Linked DNA regions of Homo sapiens: region 2 is linked to region 1. The links are chromatin contacts, found by Hi-C in ENCODE. All regions are on one chromosome and are shown on one strand. The core of a region is the stretch at or near the end of the contact, and the rest is flanking DNA. Distances in the headings are between cores, read along the strand shown.

Region 1 (7,895 bases), core at 2,964-5,463:
AGCTAGCGCACAGGTAAGGACAGCGTAGGGAGCTGAATGGAGGAGACAGCAGCTTGTGTGCTCCATCTCCCACTCAACCAATACGCACGCGCAGGTGGGGGCTGAGCGGCATCCTCTGATAGGCTCCAGGCCAGCTGATGCAGTACCCCCAGGCTCCCCAGTCAGCCCAACCCGAGCCCGCGGTGCCACAGCAGGCTCCTGGGTGCTTCAGCTCCAGTGGGAACTTCCCTGCCTCAAAAGACGCCTGGCACTAACGAACTGCAGAGACAACCTCAGCCACCCCAATGCTCTGGTCCTTTACTAACTGCCCACTGCATCCGCCTGCCTCCTGCCCTGTCCTGCTGCTGGTGCTGCTGTGCAGACAGACACACGGCCCGGGGAAGCAGAGGTACAGGCAAGGCTGTCATCAGGGAGCTGGAAGCCCAGGCAGGCCTTACCCCCAAGACAGGCAGTGAGTGACAAAGAAAAATCTCAGTGATCAAACAGCCTTCAAATACGCTGTGCACAGCAGGGTAGAGGCTCACGCCTGAAATCCCAGCACTCTGGGAGGCTGAGGTGAGAGGATCACTTGAGCCCAGGAGTTCAAGACCAGCCTAGGCAACACGGCAAGACCCCATAATTAAAAAAAAAAAAAATTAGCTGGGCATGGTGATATGTGCCTATAGTCCCAGCTACTTGAGAGGCCAAGGCAGGAGGATGTCTTGGGCCCAGGAGATTGAAGTTACAGTGAGCTATGATTGCACCTCTGCACTCCAGCCTGGATGACAGGGCAAGGCCCTGTCTCTAAAAGAAAAAAATAAATAAAAAGAAAAAGAAAATACTGTGCATGTCCCTTGGTAGGATGTGTGGGAAGGAAACCTCACCCTGTGGCCTTCCTCCCAAACCACAGCCCAGGCCGACTGCAAGAAAATCTGAGACAGAGGCTGCTGTGCAAGCCCTGGCCCAGCCTCCAGAAGGCTGTCAGAAGCCACAGGGCCCAGAGACATGTGAGGAGGGTGATTGTGCGGTCCTGGGTGCTCCTCAACGCAAGGACGAGTGTCTAGAATAAAATAAAACGTGCACTTGGCACGCAGCCCTGCAGAGGTCTCTGGAAAGGCTCCCCGCCCCGGGTGTCCCTCCCTGACAAGCGCCCATCCGGTGTCGCGAGGCTGCCACCCTGTGGCCACACGTGCACCAGCGCTCGTCCCAGAGGCAGGGATTTCTGAGACATCCGTCATGGTTTCCACCTCCAGGGAGCCCACAGTTTCCAGCTGAGAGCAGTAAACACAGGGAAGCTGGCACAGAGTCCCTGTGCCTACGCATGGACAACAGCAGCAGGCGGCAGGCAGAGGCAAGGCCTCAGAGCCACAAGTGCCCCACAGACTACTGAGCTCCCATCAAACGGGGCGCCGCCTTCTTGCTAACATAGCACCAGGCAGGGCACCACACGCTCCAACCCCTGCATGGAGCCTCTTCAAGAACACCCTCTGGAGGCACAGCTGCCCCCATGAGACCAGCACTTACCTGGACAGGCCAGGTTGCCCATGGGGGTGAAAGTGAGCACGGAAAGGTGGCACAACAGTCCCCCACAGGAGCAACAGTCCATCTCACACATGCAGCAGGTCCCTGTGGGACTGTGTGCTGTGTGTGCCACATGGCAAGATGGCTGCCCCAGGTACTCAAAACACCACGGGCCGGGTGCAGCTGTGCAAGTGAAAAGACGGTGCTCGCTGTGGCTACAACCCACACTCAGGTGACCTGAACTAAGGGGGCCCTCCTAGCCGAGCAGGGAGGGTGACGCCATCAGTCCTGAATCCTGAATGCACGTTGAGGCCCCCAGAAAAGGTGATAGCCCTCTGACCTCAAACGGCACAGATTGCAGGAACCCACTTACAAACACCAGCCTGCGGAACACAGGAGTGCTCGCCACCACGGTGCAGCCAGGTCGGCAACATGGCAGGGCCACTAAACACACTGAGTGCTTCTCTACTGGGACCCTGGAGAGCAGTCCTGAACTCCACAGAATGTCACAAACTTCCTGCCTGACGCCACACATACCCAGGGACCCCTCTTCAGTCCCCACACCACCAGTCCACAGCACGTCACATACCTCCTCCCTGAAGCCACGTGCAGGAGTACGCCTGTACCATTTACCTTGAATGTGGGTGAAGACCTCTGCTTCCTATGCTTCTGTAGCCTGTCTCCCACTAGGACACTCGGGTTCAGGCCTGCACTTTAGTGACAGCAGCTCATGGTGACCTTTGATCTCATCTTGATCAATGGATTTCATTACATTTCACACCACATGCTCCATTCCATAGGGGTCAATGCCTCTCTTTGCAACCCCTGACTTTAAGACATATACAGAAAGGTGGTAGGTTTTCTGTGATTCAACTACGTGCTGCATATCTAAGGTGTGCACCTTTCATTTTTAGGGTGTGTATTCAGCCCTGGGGCTCATGGGACTCAATCTATTATTATGTGTATTTCTTTCCGAAACTTGAAGCCATCTGGAATAGCAAGCAAAACATTTTCATGTTAGAGAAACAGGTTATAGGAACTGAAATCTTTCTCTTAAGAGAAAAATTAGAGAAACCGAAAGGGTAGCAAATATCTCTTACTTTTAACAGACACCTGGCATTTAAAATCCTGAAGAATACAGCTTTACATGCTGTACGTATAGACACGCATTATAGTGTGGACGTACATGTCACATACATGCACAATACATAGGCATTGATACACATGTGTACATATGTATACATGCATGCGTATTAGCTATAATGCTAATATTAGAAAATGGAGTCTTTTATGACATTCAGATTTCTTAATCAGAGCTCGAAGACAAACTGCAGGGGAAAATCGGTGGATTTTACCATGGCAAGATAAAAGATTTCTGTAAGGGAGGAAGAGACTCTAGAGGAAGTGGCTATAGCCTCTAAAGCCAGCCAAGGCTGATGGACTAGGATAGTAGGAAAGTCGTGCACATCTGTGGGGGAAGAAAGCACATGAGGAAAGAAGAAAACAGAACAGGCCATCCATAGAGCAAAACCTGCAGGGCCAAAACAAATACAACGCATCAGAGGCCCCACCTCCTAACCAAGGAAAGGGTAAAGGCAAGAATAACACCAAGAGGCCACCAGCCTCCCATCAGACGGGCAGGACCATGGCGGCTCCTAGCACATAAGCCTCGGTCCTGTGCTAGGGAGGAGGTAGGCCAAACGTGGTGGACGTGCCAAGACCCAGGGTGTCTGCCCCTCAGCCCGGCCCCCAGGACAGGCCAGCTGAGCATTCACAATCTACAATGGAGTCTGCGGGAAGGTACCATGGCCACTCCACACACATCTGAGAATGCCACAAACACACAGAACCACGCTGCACAGTTCTCCAACACACAGATCCCTAATAGCATGTTTGGGCGCCAGGCTAGGAAAACCTAGATTAAATGCCCAGGGAAACAAGAGTGGGCAAAGTAGGGGTGATGGGAATGGCCCCACCAGGGGAAGTGGAGATGGTGCCAGTAACAATCCTGAGGTGCTGGTTCCCACATCAAAATGAGGGGAGATGACAGAGACAACAGCAGGAGCTTCCTTTTGCTCTGATGCACTCATTCTGAAAGCCCTTTCTGTGTCGTAGCAGGTTCTGCATCACCATAACTGAGCACCTGAGACTGGGTAATTTACGAAGAACAGACCTTTAGTCAACTGACAGTTCTGTGGGCTGGGAAGTCCAAGGGCATGCCCTGGCTTCCACCAAGGGCTCTCGTGTTGTGGCAGAGACACTCAAGGGGGAAGCGGACACAGGCAAAGAGACAGAATCAGAGGGGCATCCTGCCTCCTAACAACCCACTCTTGGGAACTAATGCATTCCCAGAATTCATCCAGGCTTCCCAGAGGGAGCACTCACTCACTACCATGAGAACATCACTGAGCCACCCAGAGGGCAGAGTCCTTGTGACCAAACACCTCCCAGCCCTGCCACACTGGCGACCAAATTTCCACATGAGCTTTGGTGAGGATAAACTGTATCCAAAGCATGGTACCAACCGCTTTGGAATTCACGCACCTATCAAGTGTACAGTTAACTCTCAGTGATTTCAGATTCACAGATGTCAAGTACAAGGAAAATGGTCTGGAATTGTTTTTATGTATAAACAAACGAGCTGTCTCTAGCAAGCTGGAGGCCAGCAGCTGCTCTAGGTGACGCATCTGTTAGGCATTTCCCACAGGCGTGCTGAGTCTGCCTGTAATTTTAGAAGTCTGTGCACGCGCTCACTGCCTTGTCGGTCACTAACCTGCATGCCAGACTGAGCAGCTCTTCTCTGCGGGGGAAGAGGTTCTTGCGCTTCTGAGCACCAATGCATCTTCTAACAGCTCCATCTTCTTGCTGAACTGCACTTCTAAAATGGGGATAACCTCTGGCATCTTGGCAGATATCAAACGATAGGCCATGTCTGGCTTTCCAATAAACCGCTGGCGGATGCTAATTTCGTAAGGTGAGTGGACCTTGATGTCGTCCACGTCTTCTCTTTCAAACCTGTGCATGAGCAAAGAACTGGAGTCATGTATTTCCAACCCAGACACAAGGACGGTGAGCCTCCCTGGTTTAACGTGAGACTCTGTTCTGTGGGAAATAACAGCAGGAATTTTTATCAGTATCCCTTCTTTCCCAAAGGGTTCACAACTGGTCATGGAGACATCTTCCCTGGGCTTTGTTTCCGGTGGTGTCTTCCAAAGCTTGGAGCTAAAGGGCCACCAAGCAGGAGATTCCAGTTCTGTCAGCAATCTGAAAAAGCAAACAAAACATGGAAAACTGGATCAGTTCATTTTTAAGGAGTAATACCTTTTTTTTTGGAAAACGGTTTTAACCTTTGTAAAGCATGTTGCCATTTTACTCTACTTCATTTCCACAAGCACTCCATGAAGCAGGAGGCACAGGGACTTTTATCTCCAGTGTGAGAAGAGAAAGCTGGGGGCCAGCAGTGAGAACATTCATCTAGATGCAAAGCCAACCAGCAAAAAGACAGCAAAAATGCACACCTTCTGCCTAGAATATCACTCTGCCCACACCCTGCTGCCTTGATCTGGGTCATCTTGATTCAAAATGAAACCTGTACTTACTGTCTAGGGAGCTATCTAACAGACCTTTCTGCAGTGATGGAATGTTCTACGTCTGCGCTGTCCATACTGTAGCAGGCACACGTGACAACTGAAGCTCTGCCTAGCAGGCCCCTTCCCCCAGCCTCAGCCAGACTCAGCATTAGATGCTTCCCCACCACCCACACTCTCAACACCCACTCTCGTCCGCATGCTCCAGATTCCTGTTGGTGCCGACTGCACCTCCTCCTCAGAGTACACTCTGCACCCTGTCTTTCAGCCTCTGCTGGGATTGGAGTCTAGTTGAGCATCTACAGGTGTGGGGACAGAAGCTGAGGAGAACCCGGCACGTCTTGCAGGATGAATCTCCCTAGACTGGGAGGAAGGGCTACCTCTACTGGCCAGGAAGTTTCTGTGGCCTTCAGGGACTCAGCGTCCCCAGCTTCTGCAGACTGCAGCCATGCGTCTACACTGGGGTTCTCAGGGTCCCATTCCTTCTCGGTCATGCCCTCAATGTCACAGCAGATGCCATGCACAGTTAGAATTCAGCCATCTGCAGCAGGAGACTCCAGATTCTGTTTTCACAAAGCTCTGTCCTGCAGCTACAGGAGCTAAGGGCTTCCCTTGGGGCAGATCCAGAAACGTCCAGGCTGTTCCTGGAGCACCCTGAGCTCATTTGTTTCTTTCCCCATGCTGCCCAGCAGGGTGACTGCGTCAGTCAGGTTCTCCAGAGAACAGAATCAGTGGGTATGCTGGGGGGAGAGAAGGAGGGGCTTATTTGAAGGAATGGCTGCCATGGTTGTGGCACTGCACCTAAGCTAACTGCCATGGGCCAGCCTATTAGAATTATTAGCAAGATTACATGGGGAAAATCATGGCTACTTTCACTAACTTCCAGTTGAATGTGGCATTTCCTTCCATCCTGACTGTAGACAGCTTCAGTATTAGTTGAACCTTTGACTGTCACCAACAGAAGTCTCATCACATTAGTTATTGCAGATCTCAATATATCACATTAACCCCTGCTTTAAAATAACTGCAGTTACTAGACCTGCCGTTGGCTTCAGTATCCCATACATCAATGGGAAGACATTATATGACCTCAGCAAGAGTTTACAGTACACATCCTGCATTTCTTATAGGCCATTCTTAGTCAAGATTATGTATCATTATCCAAATTAAAACAAAAGGTGCACAGTTTGCTGACTGGCGTTTGGGATTTTGATGAAGGTAGATGAGTGAGCACTCCGTGGCTTCCTTGCCCTGACTTATCTCTAAGTGACTGTAAGATTTTTGATGCAGTAGATGGATGTGAAATGTCAAAATGGTGCCCTGTGCTGGCTGCACCCAAGATGGTCTGTTTTAGTTGCCAAGAGCCACACTCACACGTTTTCTTTTACAGTGATGACTTTAGGTTTTCTTTTACAGTGATGACTCCTAGCCCTATAGTGAAGCTCTAGGGATGAACGTGGAGACTTCTGGTTCCAAAATCATGCCATAGACACAAGCTGGCTCCACTCCTTCAGCTGAAAACCAGAAACAAAGGCACAGCACCAGCAATATCCCAGAACTCAAATGTGAGAATGGGATGGCCCCTGGAGCCACAGAGAAAGGAACAATTCCTAGAGAGACTAAGGGAATTGAACTTCCACATCTGAGACGTCCCTCATCTGGAGAAAGTTCCCCTGACTCACAGTCTCTAACCTGGAAAAAGTGAGATCGAGGTGAACAACCTGCTTCCCTGCCTCTTGGGCTCCCTGGCAGGAGGCCTGCTCCCACCTCAACCCATGGGAAGCACTGCCAAGGGAGAAACGTCCCTGAGCACAGCCAGAAACAGTGGGGCATGGCAGGACCAGGACGCTCAGCCCTGGGTGCTGTGCACGGTAACTTGGCCTAAGCAGACACCTAGAGCTGCTGTTGGGCAGCAACACGCCATGGGAGGTGCAATCCCCAGGACCCCAGGCAAAAGTCCCTCGCCAGCCTCTCCACATGATTGGGACATCCCCTCCAAGATCTACCCCATTTCAGACAGGCAGCACCCTAACTGTTTGCTGGAAATACACGTGGGCAGAGCCACCACCATCGGGGCACTGCTGAGGATGGTAGGATGCTTCTGAGCAGGCAGAAGGACAGGCAGGAGCCTGATCTAAATGGCCGGGGCCGGGTCCAGAAATATTCTGTGTATCAAAGTGGCACCTGGTCACGCACAGGGGATTTTCTTAAAGGTGACTAATTTGCAAATTAGATCTTAAAGGAAACTGATATTGACAAAGAAAGAAGAAAAATCATACTCATACCTAGGAATCTCAAAACTGAAAGGGGACTGAAGGTCCTCTGGGCTGGGGTCCAATGTGAGTCGCGTTACACAATCCAAAAGAGATGAGAGACGCACTGCTCATGTGACAACTTACTAGGCTTTCAACAACTGTATATAGTCAGAAGTGTTGCTTTTATTAAGCCAAATTTTCTTTCCTATTACTTTACCACTGTTGATTTAAAAAGCCACACTCTGTAATATATTTTAAGAGATTTATTCTGAGCCAAATGTGAGGACCATGACCAGTGACACAGCCTCAGGAGGTCCTGCGAACATGTGCCCAAGGTAGTTGGGTTACAGCTTGGGTTTATATGTTTTAGTGGGACATAAGACATCAATCAATGCATTGGTTCAGTCTGGAAAGACAGGACAACGCAAAGCAGATGCTTACATGTTACAGGTAGATTCAAAGATTTTCTGATTGGCAATTGGTTAAAAGATTGGTTAAAAGATGGCAATTGGTTAAAAGTGGCCCCCTGGCGTTGGGCCACTCAGTGGCCCAG
Region 2 (7,895 bases), core at 1,796-4,295, 450 kb before region 1:
GCACGGAGAGCTGGTAGGCGATGCGGCCCCCGCGGCTGACGCACTCGTAGAGGCCTGCATCGTCCCGGGCCACATCTCGCACAAGGAGCACCCGCCGCCCGGCCGATGCCTGCACCTCATACTTGGGGCCTGGGGACAGTGTGCGACCATCCTTCAGCCACGTCACAGCCGCAGCCTGATCTGACAGCTCAGCCAGCAGCTGCGCCTCCTCGTGCAGCCGAGCCAGCACCTCCCGGGCAGCTGCGGCTGGCGGCTTGTTGGCAGTCAGCCCTGGGGCCGCTGGGGGCCAGGTATGCGTGGCCAGAGGGGAATGGACGGAGGGGCACAGAAAGGTGAACAGAGGGGAATGGACGGAAGGGGAGACAAGGAGAGACAGACACGGGGCAGAGAAAGATAAAGGGAGGGACCCAGGAGAACAGCACAGGAGGACAGCGAGGGAGAGGCAGGCAGGGGAGACAATGGCAGAACAGAGGTCACAGATACACCAGAGAAGCAGGGGAGACAGAGGTGGAACAGCCAGGCATGGGATGGCAGAGACAGAAAAAAGCAGGAAAGAAACGGAAGGGAAAAGATTAACAAGATAGAGGAGGCAGGAGGGGGAAAGGAGGAAAGTGGGGAGACAGACATGAGGCTCTGCCCAGCAGGACCCCTGCAGCCCCAGGCCCTCACCCAGACACCAGGGACCAGTGCCACCAGCCAGCCTGGGTGAGTCCTCACACGCCCACCACCCTGCCTGCTTCATCCCAGTGACCTGCAGGCTGACAGGGTGTCCTGGGGCCCTCAGACCTGTAGCAGCCCTACCTGGAGCCCTGACACCGCCCACCCTGGAGAAATGAGGCTCAGGGTCCCAAGCTGGGGCCCTCCACCTACCCCGGACCTCCATCCGGATGCTGCTCTCAATGCCGTTGGCCACGAACTTCAGCTGCGCCCCGTGCAGGCTGGCGGGCACCTCCCGGATGGTGAGCGTGTGCCGGGTGCGATCACAGTGGATCTCATACACACTGCTGGCCTTCAGGGCCTGCCCATCCAGGAACCACTCACCCGCTGAGGCCACCGTGAGGTCCACGGAGAAAGTGACCTCGCCACCCTCTACCGCCTGCACCGCCTTCAGCGGTGTCCTCACGGCCAGCTTGGGGGCTGTGGGGCGGGCAGCGTCAGAAAGGGGCCGAGGAGGAGTGGGGAGTGCTGAGGAGGTCTCTGCCTTCCCCTTCTCTTCCTACAGAGCCTAGACCTAAATGTTCCTCCTCCAGGAAGCCCAGCCAACACACAGAGCGACCATAGCATGAGTCAGGCTCATGAAGGAACAAGGACAAGGTACAGCTGCCCTGAGACCCCTCCAGCATCCTACAAGCCCCACCAGAGTGGGGCAGCCCTGGAGCCCCGTCCCCTGGGTCTGCTGGAGACAGGCAGGCTCCCAGGGGCCCTGTAGTGGGGTCACCTATCCTTCCCACCACGGACACTGCACCAGGGCAAGGCCTTGGCAGCCCCCCTCCCCACAGAAGGTCCCCATGAGGCCACTCTGGCCTCCCCTGAAGCTGGACCTGGGGGATTCCGGGGCAGGTGAGCAGCCCCGTAGGTTGTAACAGGGAGGTCCCACTTACCCAGGTGGACAGTCCCCGGGAACTCGAGGTAGGGACTCTGACCAAAGCTGTTGAGAGCGGACACTCGGAACTGGAAGTTCCCCTCCTCCGCCACATCAGCCACGGTCAGCTCAGGTGTAGCCACCCATTCAGCCTCGTGGCACCTGATCCAGGTGTAGGTGCCAAGCTTCTTCTTCTCTACCAGGTAGCCGTCGATAGTGACAGGGCGTTCCCCATGGGGTGGTGGGGACCAGCTGAGAATCACGGAACTCTCCATCCTGGCCTTTACCACAGGATCCACAGGGGGTTGCAGGGGAGGCTTCCTGGGGGCTGTGTAGAGGGTGGGCAGAGGTCAACTACTGGGAGCCTCTTCCTGAGCCCTGGGTCTGGAATCACCTGGAGGGGTGTCACAGGATCCCCAGCTCTCTTGGGGCTGCTCTGGGGACCTGGACCACTGGCCACAACCTCCAGCCCCAGACCTGCAGCCACTTCTCTGGTTGCAGCTGAAAGACTGCGCGGGGGCTCAGGGAGCCTAACGTTGGAGGGCCAGGGCTATGGTCTTGCCCGGCGGCCCTCGGTACAGCAGGCTGAAGCCCAGAGAGCTGAGGTAATGGAGGGCAGGGGACTGGGACCAGGGAGACAGCAGGGAAGCGATGCCATCCTGGGAGCACCCTCAGGCCCTCACCCGACACGCAGAACTGGGTGGACGTCTGGCAGTCGCCAGCCATAAAGGCCACCTGGCCCACATCCTCCAGGCAGCACTGGGAGATGGTTAGTGTGTGGCGCGTGCCCTCCGCGGAGATGGCCACGCGGCCCCCCGCCACCACTTCCTCCTGGTTCCGCAGCCAGTGGACGGGGCCCACCGGGACCGCCAGCTCCACGCAAAACATAGCCGTGTCGCCCACGCGCACCGCCGTCTTCCGAGGGAGCTTTCGGAGGAGGTTTCCTGGGGTGGAGGGAGCCGGGCCAGTCAGACCAGCCCCTGCACGCCCCGCTCCAGACTCGCTCCTCCGCTTGCCCCCTGTCTCCCGGTTCCCAACTGCCTCCGATTCACTCCCCCGCGCAACCCCTTACCTGTCCCGCCGGCCCAAGTCCCAGCTCGGTCCCACAAGACCCCTGCCCACTCCGTCTCCCCTTCCCCCTAATCACCACCCCGTGCCCGGCCCGAGCTTGCTCCTCCGCCCCCACCTTACCTGCCCTTCCCGCCCCAGTCCCGCCCCTGCCTGCCCCAGTCCCAACTCGTACCTCGCAAGCCCAGTCCGTCTGCACCCTGCCCGCCCCCGTGCCCGCCCAGCCCGTGCGGCCTGGCTCCCCCCTCCCCCGCCCCCGGCTCCCTTCTCGGTGCCTCCTTGCCCCCGCTACCTCCCCGAAGCCGCCCTGTGCCCCGCCCCGTGCCCCGCCCCGCCTGCCTTGGACTGCGAGCTCCGCCACCGTGCGGCTGCCCTCTGGCGTCTCGCAGATGTACACCGCGTCGTCGTCGGCCGAGACATTGCGCACGGTCAGGCGGCGCTCGGTGCCCTCCTCCTCGATGCCGTACTTGGCGCTCGCCCACAACCGCGTCTCCTCCTTGAACCACGCGGCCTCAGTGGACGGCTGGGGCACCTCACATAGGAACGTGGCCGACTCCTTCTCCCGCACCTCCAGATCTTGCAGCCGCTTTTTGAAGGGAACCGCGGGCTCTGCCAGGAGAGAAGACTGGTGAGAGGGGCGGGGCCGGAGGGTGCAGGACGACGGCGGGGTGGGAAGGGGGAAATTGGGGGATTGTGGGCGGGAAAGGAGACTGGAGGATGCAGAGGTGAGGGTGTGGGAAGGAATAGGGGACAGGAGCAGAGGGGCTGGGAGGCTGGAAAGGAGAGGGTGCAGGGTAGAGGAGTGGGCTGGGGAGAGGAGCGAGCAGGAGGCAGAGGGGCTAAGGGTTGGGAAGGGCGCAGGGGAGGAGACAGGAAGTTGGGGGGCGGGGGAGTAGAAGAGCAGAAGGCAGAGTGGTGGAGGTTGGGTTGGGAGCAGCGGGAGGGAGAGGGCGGGGCTGAGGAGGTGGGATCCCCTGCGGCCCCGCCCCTCTCACACCTCTCGCCCCTGTCTGTGGGCCAGCGGTGGCGGGTTGGGGGCGCGGCATGCAAAGGGGGCGGGGCGGGCAGGGGACTGGGTGGGGAAAGCGGGTTGCGGGTGTTTAGAATAGGTCGTGGGGCGTCGCCCGCATTTTGCGCACCAGGAACGGACACCTGCAACCCTGGATTCCACGACCGGACAGACGCGGGTGGGAAACGGCAGACCGCAAGGGCGAAAGGACCCAGGTGCACGGGTTGCGGAGGAGCCTGGGCCCGCGCGCCCCGCACCCAGGAGCTCACCGCGCACTACGACCAGCACAGAGCTGTAGGTCTGGCCCACGAGGTTGGACGCCGTGCAGGTGTAGAGGCCGCGGTCCGACTGCTTGCAGAAGAGGATCTTGAGCACGAAGTTCTCCTGCGCGTCCTCGTACACCACGTGGCGCCGGCCCTCGGTCACCAGCTGGCCGTCCTTCTTCCACACCGTCTCGGGCTTGGGCTCGCCGGTCACGTAGCAGCTGAGGCGCGCGTGCTTGCCTTCAGTCACCGTGCAGGTGCGCGTGCCGGTGCTGGGCGGTGAGGCGGGGGCGCCCTCGGCGCGCATAGCCTCGCGCCGCCGCTGCAGGTGCGCCAGGAGCGCGGCCGTGGAGGTCCCGGGCCGGCTGGCCGTGTCCGCGGCGTCCGAGTCCACCACTAGCGCCGCGGCGGCGCTGGCAGCGCCCAGCGGGTTCTCGGCGCGGACCTCGTAAGTGCCGCCGTCGCGCGGCCGCGCCGCCCGAATGCGCAGCGCACTTGCCTCGCCGAGCTCCTCCACGCGCACGCGGGGGCCGTCGGGCTCACCCAGGCGCCGCCCGTCCTTGGACCAGCTCACTGCCGGCCTCGGGGAGCCACCCACGCGGCAGCGGAAGGTGGCCTCTGAGCCCTCGCGCACGCGGATGGACGTGGGCCGCAGCAGGAAGTGCGGCGCCTGCTCGGCGCACGCGGCCTCCGCGTCCACCTGCAGGCCCACAGCAGCGAAGGCCTCGCCTATGGCATTGCGCGCGCGGCACACGTATTGCCCACTGTCGCCCAGCGCCAGGTCCAGGATAGTGAGGCGGTAGAGGTCGCCGTCCTGGGCCAGACGGAAGCGCGCGCCGGCCGCCACCGGCTGCTGGTCCTTCTCCCAGCTCACCTGTGGCGTGGGATTACCCACGATCTGGCAGCTGAGGGTGGCGTCCTTGCCCACCGACACCACGAAGGCCTTGGGCCGGGTGAGAAAGCGGGGCGCCCCGCTGAACTGTGGCTGATCCATGAGGGTGGCGGCGGGGACCTGCAAGTAGGTGGGGATGGCCTTAGTGGGGATTGGAATGAGGCCCGGGTGCACCCCACCGTGCCGCCTGAGGAACCCAGTTCAACACCTCCACACATCCTATTTCCCCCCCACTCCCCGCGCCCTGAGGAAGCATCACCGGTTGGCACCGTGACCCAGAAGTGCAGACTTGCCCCTTTCTGGGCATTTGGGGTTTGGTAACCTCACCTGCAAACGGCTCTTCTAGCCGCTGAGAACATCTCCTTCCCTCTCCCTACCTACAGGGACCCACTGCCTCAGCTGCAGTTACTGGAGCACATGTCCCAAACCTACACCCCCTAGCAACCAGGCAGGGCCCCCTCCCTCGCAGTGCCCGCTATTTTTGGTTCCTCCCAGCCTACAAGCTTTGCTGCACCTTCCTGAGGCAGGCAGACCTGCCTGGTGCACTGTAGGCCACTCCCTACCTGCGGGGTGGTATCCTTTCTCCTACCGCACACACTGCTGCCTCTCGGGCCTAAAACTTCAGCTGGCCTGTGTGTCCCCCACATCAAGAAGGGGAGGCTCGCTGAGCCCCGGCAGGCCTGGGTGCAGGAGGCCCACCATGGGCACCGGTCTCATGCCCGTCTCCTCTGCCTATCGCACAAGGAGGTCACCGGTTCTCCACCCTGGCAGGCTCCCCTTTGAGCCTCTTCTAGGTGAGATGCACCCTCCGCCCTGGGCAAAGCCCTTACTCCCTCCTCTTCCCCCCGACCCCTACGCAGCTCTCCTTCAGCAGCCCCTCCAGGTTGCACTGAGGGGCCAGTCCGGCCTGAAGCTGCCCTTGTTGCAGAGGGGCCTCACCTCTTCTGCAGGGTCACACACCTCCCTCCTCCCCAGGGGCATGCTCTTTATCCATGAGCGGGAAGGACTGGAAACCACTTAGCTGCTTGCTCCCAGGCCCCCCCACTGAGCCCCAGGGTGGGATTGGGATGCAAGGGCAGGGCACAGTCAGGGATCTGGCTTGGGAGCATAGCTGGGGGACCCCAGAGTCTGGAGCTGGCAAGGCCAGTAACATCCCCCTGGAAGGGCTAGAGACCTCCAGGCTGAGACCAGCTGGGCTGGGTCAGCCAGGCCCAACTTGGTCACCCCACAGTTCTCAGCCACACTGGCCAGCTGGACATGCTGCAGGGCTGAGGGTGGACACCAGTGCCAAAGGCCCCAGGTGATGCTGTCCTTTGACCACCCCAGGCGGAGCCCAGCAGGCCAGCCGCCCCAGTACAGATCCCCCCATATAGATGGTGTGGGTTGACACTACCGTGCCTATGCAGCTCTTCTGTAGGAACAGCGGGTGTGAGTGGGCCCCACTGGCACTGGGCTGGCCCGGGGCGCCTTAACTCCCTCCAGCCCTGGCAGGCACAACCACCCCATGGTGGAGAGGCCCCCGCCAGGGCACCTCGCCTGTACTCTCTCTCAGGCCAGAGCCACCAGCTTCTGGGCCTGGGCTGCCCACTGTGGGCTGAGCCAGGGCAACGTTCCCAGGCCCTCCTCCTGGTCCTGTGATTCAGGTAGTTAATCCCCCTTAATCCCCTTGGGCAGTCTGAGGCTGGAGCAGGGCTGGACTGCGCAGCGGGCACCAGTCTGCTGACTCACTGTGCAGGCAGCACCTATGCTGCAGCCCAGCCTCCCCACCCACAGCAGGGCTCTGGGGCTGGGGAGGACCTGGGCAGGGGCCTGCCCACAGCAGGGACCGGGGTCCGAGTTTCACCCTTTCTGGGAATTTGCCTCTATGGGCTCCTCCCAGGACTCAAAAGGGCTACTTTGACATCAACTCTGCAGGGCCCATGAGCTCTGGGCTGTCCCCAGCACTCTCCAAAGTCATACAGTCAGGCCAGGTGTGGTGGCAAGCACATGTAATCCCAGCACTGTGGGAGGCAGAGGTGGGAGGATCCCTTGAGCCCAGGAGTTCGAGGCCAGCCTGGGCAACATGTGAGACCCCCATCTCTACAAAAACAATTAAAACAAATTAACTCGACATGGTGGCAGGTGCCTGCTGTCCCAGCTACTCAAGAGACTGAAGCAGGAGGATGGCTTGAGCCCAGGAGGTCAAAGCTGCAGTGAGCTGTGAGTATGCCACTGCCCTCCAGCCTGGGCAACAGAGCAAGGCCCAGTCTCTTAAAAAAAAAAAATCATATAGCAGGTCTGTGGGTTCCCCAAAAGCAGAACGGGGCATCCTCTCCCCCAACCTCTGCCACACCCAGATCCCCAGCTGGCCCTGCCAGGGTCACAGTGGAACAGATGAGGCAGCATGTGTGGGTAGCCTCTCTGGGCCTAGAGGACCGGGACAGGTCAGGGAGCTCCCGTTACTGCCTGTGCTGAAGGGACAGAGGTGCACAGGCTGACCTTGGCCTGGGAAGAGCGGGTAGAGACTGAGGTCCTCATCAGCTGCCAGGGACGGCACTATAGCCCTGCATTCTGTCGCCTGGTGCAGGCCCAGGAGGCCGACTGCAGGGTCTGGGGGGCTCATGGCAGCCCCATCAGGAGGCGTCCCCACCGGTCAGCAGGCCTAGGGCCAGAGAGGGGCTCACCAAGCAAAGACACTTGAGGGTTCAGGAGTCATCCTCCTCCCTGACAACCCGTATCACAGATGAAGAAACAGGCCGAGCAGGAAGGGGGCCACCACGGTCACCCGTGGGGCTCCCAGGAATCCATCGGGCACTGGGACATCTGCAGAGGCTGTCTTTTTTCTCTGCCACGTTTTGGGTCTGGGCACCCCACGAGCTTCCCCAGGAGGGGGAGACTTCAGCCTCCCAGGAAAGCCTTTTACCCACCATGGACCACACTTGGGCTCCTCAGCCCCTTGAGGCCTCATTCCAACGCTGTGGGACGCTCCCCCCCCCCCCACCAAACCATGCCCCGGGTGACAGGCCCCACCCACAGCCGCCCACCCCTCAGCAGCCCCTCCACCCTGACTGTTGCAGAACTTTGCCACTCTGGTCTTCCAGG

Evidence for each region. A loop is a pair of places that touch in the nucleus more often than their neighbours do. Pooled maps may share reads with other maps.
Region 2: a loop to region 1 is called in a pooled map, with 7 times the contacts of the local background. The contact joins the promoter of OBSCN-AS1 here to the enhancer-like site in region 1. A Hi-C loop is called at or near these places in 5 of 50 pooled maps.

What each region holds. Positions count from the first base shown.
Region 1 is chr1:227,755,864-227,763,758 of GRCh38, reverse strand. It overlaps SNAP47 (synaptosome associated protein 47), which reads right to left. Exons shown (of 5, transcript NM_053052.4): 3 at 4,274-4,764. Among named protein-coding and RNA genes, the nearest start is that of SNAP47, 24 kb to the right of the region's middle. RefSeq lists enhancers at 798-887, 1,208-1,357, 1,541-2,291, 5,360-5,419, 7,219-7,308 and 1 more. Within about 2 kb of position 4,213, at least 9 of the 41 ENCODE cell types and tissues checked have a DNase peak (open chromatin) inside an H3K27ac peak, as active enhancers do.
Region 2 is chr1:228,208,805-228,216,699 of GRCh38, reverse strand. OBSCN-AS1 (OBSCN antisense RNA 1) reads left to right here and starts at 3,045. Exons shown (of 2, transcript NR_073155.1): 1 at 3,045-3,278. OBSCN (obscurin, cytoskeletal calmodulin and titin-interacting RhoGEF) reads right to left here. Exons shown (of 116, transcript NM_001386125.1): 2 at 3,929-4,934; 3 at 2,990-3,259; 4 at 2,266-2,526; 5 at 1,602-1,910; 6 at 871-1,137; 7 at 1-279. The coding sequence starts at 4,916. RefSeq lists a silencer at 2,909-2,958.